2 separate regions of the Homo sapiens genome follow, and region 2 is linked to region 1. Evidence: chromatin loops called from intact Hi-C (ENCODE). Cell type or tissue: heart left ventricle. All regions are shown on one strand. Region 1 has its middle 74 kb from the start of PPARGC1B. Region 2 overlaps PPARGC1B (PPARG coactivator 1 beta).

Region 1 (4,000 bases):
CAGAATACCAGTCAAGTCTCCTTCTCAAGGACAGTCCCTGCAGGGACAGGGGCTCACTTCTTTAGCATGAAAAAGGGTCTTATTGACCTTTTCTCAATGCCTCAGTTTCTCTAATTACAATTAAAGAAACACACTCATATATGTTGTTACTCTTAATCATCAATGGAGTGTATAGACATGGCAAAAAAAATTTTCAAGGGACACAGATGAACAAAAAGGGAAAATGAAACACTCCAATAATCTCAGCACCCTGGCTAACACTGCTAACATTTTGGAGTTTTGCATATTCCCTCTCTCTCTCTCTCTGTGTAGATTTGCCTTGGGCAAGGGACCCAAACTACCCTCCTGAAGAATGAATTGGGTCACATTGTTTTTTGTTTTTTGAGACACAGTCTCTCACTCTGTCACCCAGGCTCCAGTGCAGTGGCACAATCTCCACTCACTGCAACCTCCACCTCCCAGGTTCAAGCGATTCTCCTGCCTCAGCCTCCTGAGTAGCTGGGATTACAGGCGCACCACCACGCCCAGCTAAGTTTTGTATTTTTAGTAGAGATGGGTTTCACCATGTTGGCCAGGCTGGTCTTGAACTCCTGACCTCAAGTAATCCGCCTGCCTTGGCCTCCCAAAGTGCTGGGATTACAAGCATGAGCCACCACGGCCAGCCCAAAATGTACATCTTAAAGGTGAGAAAGGAAGAGACTTCTTTGATTCTCTGGGGTTTGTCAGACAGGGTTCTGCAAGCACCAGAAACTAAAGAGAAGGGGTATTGTTTTTGTTTGAAGACCAATGGAAATTTACAAAATTGTTGAAAGACTAGAAGAGCAGACGCAGGTTAGCAGAAATTAAGGAAACTCTGAAGGGCCAAGAAGCAGGAAGCAGGAAAAGCAGTCACTGCCTTGAACAGGGACATAGGTCAGGATGCTGTAAATGGCCCCTCCACAACTGCTATTGCTACAAAGACAATGGCCAGAAACCATTCCCCTCTCCTTGCATAGTCAAAGTCCTGGGAAATAGCATCTTAAATAATGCATTTCCCACTGATTTGCCCAGAAGGTGAGGAGAGGAAGGATCTGACTCCTTTGCCTTCAATTGGAGGAGGCTAGCGGTGGGAGGCAGGAGCCAAGAATGACCCCTTTCCCAAGGCAGTGGGGAGAGGAGACACTTTCCCTTAATGGAACTGGGGTGTTTACTGGAGGAGGAACGGTCCTGTACAGTCCCAAACCAAGAACTGCCCACTAGTGCAGCCTAGAAAGAGCAAGAGCTTGGGAGGCTGCTGCTTCTAGGAAGAGTTTGTAACTGAGCCTGGAAACTGGTCCCAACCTAGCTACCCTAGCGCACTGTTGGTAAATGTGTAAACAATTGTGTTTGAGCGTGTATATAAATAAAAGAGCTGTAACACTAGATGTTCAGTGTGTAATGGAGTGACCATAGCTATGTGGGAGATGTCTTTTCCCTTTCCCAAAGCCCCCGGAGTAACAAATGGAGAACCAGCCAAATGGAGCATGCCTGGATCAATAAAGCGGGTTTCTATAGTGGGGAGTATAGACTGCACCTGGGCCTGGGCCTGCAGGTGTTATCTTCCAGGCGCTTACAGACATGGTCTCAGGGGACTGCCTCTAGGCAACAGAGTAGCTTCTTTTCAACAGTGCCCTCATGTGGCAGTGCCAGAAACTGCAGGGCACCTAATGAGGCTTCCTAGGTTTTTGTCCTTCAGGATATGGGAACTAGCAGTGCCCCTTTGGACTAAGTAAGTAACTATCCTAGACAACCTAAGAGGGAGGGTCTCAACTAGGGAAGAGAGTCGTTTTCAGAAAAGGTGGGCCAGATGTGGCAGGTCAAGCCTGTAATCCCACCAACTCAGGAGGCTGTGGTGGGAGGCTGAGGCGGGAGGACCACTTGAGGCCAGGAGTTCAAGATGAACCTGGGCAACATAGTAAGCCTCACATCTCTAATAAATAAATAATAATAATTAAAATAAAGAAGAGGTGGGAGAGACGCTCAAGTCATTAAATTTTAGGAATAAAAAATCATGGGGCAAAGCATCCTTCTATGTGGAAACCGATTCACCAAAATTGTTTGGGTGCCAGTCTTCTACTGACGGCCCTTGAATCCATCTCACAGTTTTCCATCATGCTTGACCATGGGAATATCATGCACCTGCTTGTCCACTGCCTTGCTCAAGTTCAAATATACTAGGTCACTGTTACTTCCTTATTAAAGAGGGAGTTTAGGGACTCAGTAATTGAAGGGAAGAGGGTAAACAAAACCTCTGCCCTTCAGCGTCTGCTTTGATCCTGGACATGGTTTGTAGGAGACTCCCACTGCACTGGAAGTCGGTAGTCTTGATCCTTGGTCCCAACTTGGCCATTAACCTGCTGCGCAATCTTGAGCAAGTTGCTGGAGCTCTCTGAGCTCCTCATCCCTCCTCAGGCAAAGAACCTCTGCATTGCCCACACCAGGGGCCTGCTTTGAATGAAGTTAAGGCTGTAAAAACCTAGAGAGGACAAAGTAGGTAAGTATTAACAATAAATAATGTGGGGAGACTTTTTACTGCAATAATGCCTTTTCTGTGTCTGCAGAGTTGGAGAATGAAATACGGTTCCGGGCCAGAAAAAAACAGCTCTTAAAGGATCTCTTTCTGGGTGTGTGGTGTGTGTGTGGTGTGGTGTGTGTGTGTGTGGTGTGGTGTGTGTGTGTGTGGTGTGGTGTGCATGTGTGGTGTGTGTGTGGGGTGTGGTGTGTGTGTATGGGAGTATGGTGTGTGTGTGGAGTGTGTGGGATGTGTGTGTGTGGTGTGTGGTGTGTGTGGGGTGTGTGTGGTGTGTGTGTGGTGTGTGGTGTGTGTGGTGTGTGGTGTGGTGTGTATGTGTGGTGTGTGTGGTGTGTGTGGGGGGGTGTGTGTGGCGTGGTGTGTGGTGTGTGTGGTGTGTGTGGTGTGTGTGTGGGGTGTGTGTGGTGTGTGTGGTGTGTGTGTGGTGTGTGGTGTGGTGTGTGGTGGTGTGCATGTGTGGTGTGTGTGGTGTGTGTGTGGGGGGTGTGTGTGGTTGGTGTGTGTGGGGTGTGTGGTGTGTGTGGTGTGTGTGTGGTGTGTGTGTGGTGTGTGGTTTGTGTGTGTGTGTGGTGTGTGTGTGTGGTGTGTGTGTGAGGTGTGTGTGTGGTGTGTGTGTGGTGTGTGTGAGGTGTGTGCGGTGTGTGTGAGGTGTGTGTGGTGTGTGTGTGGTGTGTGTGTGAGGTGTGTGTGTGGTGTGTGTGGTGTGTGTGAGGTGTGTGTGGTGTGTGTGAGGTGTGTGTGTGGTGTGTGTGGTGTGTGTGTGAGGTGTGTGTGTGGTGTGTGGTGTGTGTGTGGTGTGTGGTGTGTGTGGTATGTGTGTGGTGTGTGTGCAGGTGTGTGTGTGCAGTGTGTGTGTGCGGTGTGTGGTGTGTGTGTGGTGTGGTGTGTGGTGTGTGTGGTGTGTGTGGTGTGCGTGGTGTGTGTGGTGTGCGTGTGGTGTGTGTGTGTGGTGTGTGGTGTGTGTGGTGTGGTGTGTGTGTGTGAGGTGTGTGGTGTGTGTGGTGTGTGGTGTGTGTGTGGTGTGTGTGTGGTGTGTGGCGTGTGTGTGGTGTGTGGTGTGTGTGGTGTGCGTGTGGTGTGTGTGGCCTCTTTGTCACCGTCTCTTCTGCTTATTCTCTCTCTCCTCTCTCCCCTTCTGTTTCTCTGTCTCTTCCCCTCCCTCACTTTTCCCCAACCTTTTCCCAGACTTGGCTGGACCAGAGCTGAAGTGTTTCACGGGTGGCAGCTCAGGGCCCTTTTAAACCAGGTCTTCCCTTCCTTAATGGCTGTGGTTGGCAAGAATGGACCAAGTCAAGATGGCCTCTGGGTTTTTCTGGGGCTCTGATTCCAGACTTGGAAAGCAGAGCGTTTCAGCTGCTTACAAATCCCAGGAGGGTGTGACAATGGGACCATGGTGGCAGAACAGAGCAGAGAGGCCCCTGGTTACTGCACTCAGTTCTCGGGGTTGCA
Region 2 (4,000 bases), 96 kb before region 1:
GGGAGGGGGGCACGCAAGAAGGACCCGGGGCCACGTGAGGGAATAGGAATAAAACAAGCTCAACACACGAATCAGAAAGAAGAAAATCGACAACTGATACGAGTTCACAGGAAAGGCAACACAGGTGAGTCTTAACCATCCGAAAAGGACTATGAATTAAAACTTCAGAGACTCCAGATTGGCAAAGATCAACGAAGTCTAATAACATGCTGTGTGGGTGAAGGTGTGAAGAAACAAACACTTCTTATGCATTTCTACAGAAACATAAACTGATATAATTTCACGGACAGGAATGTGACAATATACATCAAAATGTTAAATATGCACACCGGCCAGGTGCGGTGGCTCACGCCTGTAATCCCAGCACTTTGGGAGGCCGAGGTAGGCGGATCACCTGAGGTCAGGAGTTCGAGACCAGCCTGGCCAACATGGCAAAATCCCGTCTCTACTAAAAATACAAAAATTATCTGGGCGTGGTGGCAGGCACCTGTAATCCCAGCTACTCAGGAGGCTGAGGCAGGAGAATTGCTTGTTGTGGGGAGGCAAAGGTTGGAGTGAGCCGAGATCACACCACTGCACTCCAACCTGGGCGACAAAGCAAGACTCCGTCTCAGAAAAAATCTAACTAAATAAATAAATACACAACACCTTTTAACTGAGCAATTCCCCTCTGAGGCATTTATCCTATGCATACGGTCACATGTGTGCAAAACTTACTGCAAACTAGCAGCAGTAGTCAATTAGAAATAACCTATTTCTGTGTAAGAGGTAGGTTAAAAAAAATTTTTTTAACTAAAAATAAATAAATAAATAGGCCAGGCACAGTGGCTCATGCCTTTAGTAATCCCAGCATTTTGGGAGGCCGAGGTGGGAGGATCACTTGAGGTCAGGAGTTTGAGACCAGCATGGCCAACATGGTGAAACCCTGCCTCTACCAAAAATATAAAAAATTAGCTGGGTGTGGTGGCACATGCCTGTAATCACAGCTACTCAGGAGGCTGAGGCAGGAGAATCGCTTGAACCCGGGAGGCAGAGGTTGCTGTGAGCCGAGATCACGCCACTGCACTCCAGCCTGGGCAACAGAGCGAGACTCTGTCTCAACGAAATAAAATAAAATAAATAGCAATCACTTAAATGCCCAACTAGTTAAACAAACTATGATCAATCCAAACAGTGAAGCAGATCTCTACATATTGATACGAAATGATCTTTAAGAAATACTAAGTAGAAAAAAAGTTGCACAACAATGCCCTTAGTTTGCTACCATTTGTGCAAAAAACAAAAAATAAAAACCCAGGAGGCAGCAAGTTAGACCACATATATGCGATGTTTGTATGGTTTACCTCTGGAAGAACACATTAGAAATTAGTAGAGGGTTGCTCTGGGGATGGAAACACAAGAATGTGAGTGCAAGGGATGACTGCCATTTGTAACATGCATAATGTTTTTGTTTGTTTGTTTATGTTTTCATCTTGACTCCTGACTTCAAGTGATCAAGATGGAGTCTCACTCTGTCACCCAGGCTGGAGTGCAATGGTACGATCTTGGCTCACTGCAACCTCCGTCTCCCGGGTTCAAGCGATTCTCCTGCCTCAGCCACCCAAGTAGCTGGGATTACAGGCACCTGCCACCACGCCTGGCTAATTTTTGTATTTTTAGTGGAGACAGGGTTTCACCATGTTAGCCAGGCTGGTCTTGAACTCCTGACTTCAGGTGATCCACCCACCTCGGCCTCCCAAAGTGCTGGGATTACAGGCGTGAGCCGCCACGCCTGGCCTGTAACATAATCTTTTAAACCAGGGTCTGTGTTACATTTGCAAAATAAATACAAAAGCAAGTTCATTGTCTCTTTCACATTGAACCACAGTGTATGCTGAAACTAGTAGGAAAATGAGCTTGCCAGGCAGCTGGGTCTTCCTGGGGCTTGCTCTGCGTGAGCCCCACCAATCTCTTCCCCTTGGTTCTGCTCCGACTGCAGTCTGAATCACAAGGTGGATCAGTTAACACTTCAAACAGCCCGACTGAGTAATAGATTCTAAATCAGGAAGGCTGAGTTTAAATGCCTTCCCCACCAGCAAGGGTATTTATCTTGTTCTGTACATATTAACGGACATGTAGAGAGATGCGGTACATAGTATGTAGACTAAAAGCCAAACCTCGGGAGTGATTAAAGCCTGGGAAGTACTTGGAGGTGATCAGATATTGTCTAAACCTGGTATTATCTGAGTTAAAACAGGCAGCAATATCAGCAGCTGTGGTAGGCACATGCACAGGGAAGTAGCAACATAGCCTTACATCTGTTTATGACTCTACAATTGGCAATTTGCTTTCAGATCCATTATACATGCATTCTCACAGCAATGCAGGGATTGCTGTTCCCATTTTATAAAGGAGGAGATAGTTAAACTATGACTACCGTCTATGTTCTCCCCATCTCAAGGTCACAGGTAGGAATCCGCCCATAAAAGGAGGCTGAGAGGTGAGAAAAGTGTGCCCAAGGAGAGAAGCTTGGGGAGAAGTGAAACCTACAATGTTACCTTTATTTTCTTAAGCACTGCCTATGACTGGTTATTTCTGGGTGCTGGGATTAGTTTTCTTTTCTTTTTTTTTTTTTCTTTTGGACAGAGTCTTCCTCTGTCGCCCAGGCTGGAGTGCAGTGGTGCAATCCTGGCTCACTGCAACCTCCACCTCCCAGGTTCAGGCAATTCTCCTGCCTCAGCCTCCCAAGTAGCTGGGATTACAGGCGTGTGCCACCACACCTGGTTAATTTTTGTATTTTTAGTAGAGACGGGGTTTCACCATGTTGGCCAGGCTGGTCTTGAACTCCTGACCTCAGGTGATCCGCCCGCCTTGGCCTCCCAAAGTGCTGGGATTACAGGCATGAGCCAGCGTGCCCGGCCGGGATTAGTTTTCTTTACTTTCTCTTACCTATTTGTATGCTCTCACATTTCAATAAATTAATGCATATCATTTTTGCAACAAGAAAAAATACAATTTATATAATCATAGAAGATCAGCACCATAGAAAAGGTAAAAAAGTAAATAAATAAATAAAAAGAGATAATCCCATATTCAGTTGAAAGGCATTTAAAACCGCTAAACTGCTAAGTGGCAGGGTGGGGATAACCTTACTTTCTCTGACAAATTAGTCCCTAATACTGAAAATTTTTAAATATTAATTTTCAAAAAATCCATATTACATTTGCTAAACAAAACAACCAAAATATAAAAGTAAAAGGAATCTAAGATTATTTCTCCAAAATACTTTGGTATTAACGATAAATTACAGTGCAATTAAACAACTGTCTGTGTTATAGTAAAACATTTAAGTTTTGAATTTCATAATTATTAGCTTCTTTTTTACTCTTCAAAATTGCTTTTACATTAACTTTTTCTGTAAAGCTCAGAGCACAGCTATGGATGTACACAGATCCTGTCTTCCAGGCTGAAGCCTGGCCAGGCTGCCTGCACGGGCACCCATCGTGCGTACTTGGACCTGCCGGTCAGTCCCATGGTCACCTAATGCACCCGGCTGCAAAATCCAGCAGCTGGTGCGGGCCAGAGATAATCGGATGGCTTTGGTATTGAATTGCCCATTGGCCACATGGTACGTTAAATGTGGTTCACTCTTTTTCCACTTGATGTGAGCTTTCTTTAAATAATTACAGACCTCATGGTTGAGCCAGCAGCGGCTCTGTAAGCAGCTCTGTGTGAAAGACACCAGGGGCTGGGGCCCAAGAATGGCCATTCTGAACCTCAAAGAGCACCCACAGCCAAGTCTGCAGACCCCTGGGGTATCTGAGTATTCACTGACACCTTCCTTCCCCTATTAACATATATATATATATATATATATATATATATATATATTTTAACTAAAACAGAGAAGACAGCTAAAAGAAAGTTTGTTTTATAGATTTTAAAAAATGATTCAAGGTGGATAAAATAATGCTGTGGAAAAGGGGAAGAAATTATTGTAGATATCATCTGTCAGTAGAGG

The links. Peaks named below come from ENCODE experiments on the same cell type or tissue, not always from the same donor. Only the 100,000 strongest peaks of a DNase experiment are listed, where the experiment ranks them.
Region 2: it touches region 1 in a loop (4-fold over the local background); 3 of 110 quality-filtered maps call a loop at or near these places.

What each region holds. Positions count from the first base shown.
Region 1 is chr5:149,654,429-149,658,428 of GRCh38, reverse strand. No RefSeq gene overlaps it. Among named protein-coding and RNA genes, the nearest start is that of PPARGC1B, 74 kb to the left of the region's middle. RefSeq lists an enhancer at 2,081-2,250. In heart left ventricle, a CTCF peak has its summit at 1,673 (motif pointing left); a DNase peak (open chromatin) is centred at 1,630; H3K27ac peaks cover 1,115 bases.
Region 2 is chr5:149,750,324-149,754,323 of GRCh38, reverse strand. The region is part of intron 1 of PPARGC1B (PPARG coactivator 1 beta); the gene reads right to left. Among named protein-coding and RNA genes, the nearest start is that of MIR378A, 19 kb to the right of the region's middle. In heart left ventricle, no CTCF peak of the experiment used is centred here; no DNase peak of the experiment used is centred here; H3K27ac peaks cover 984 bases.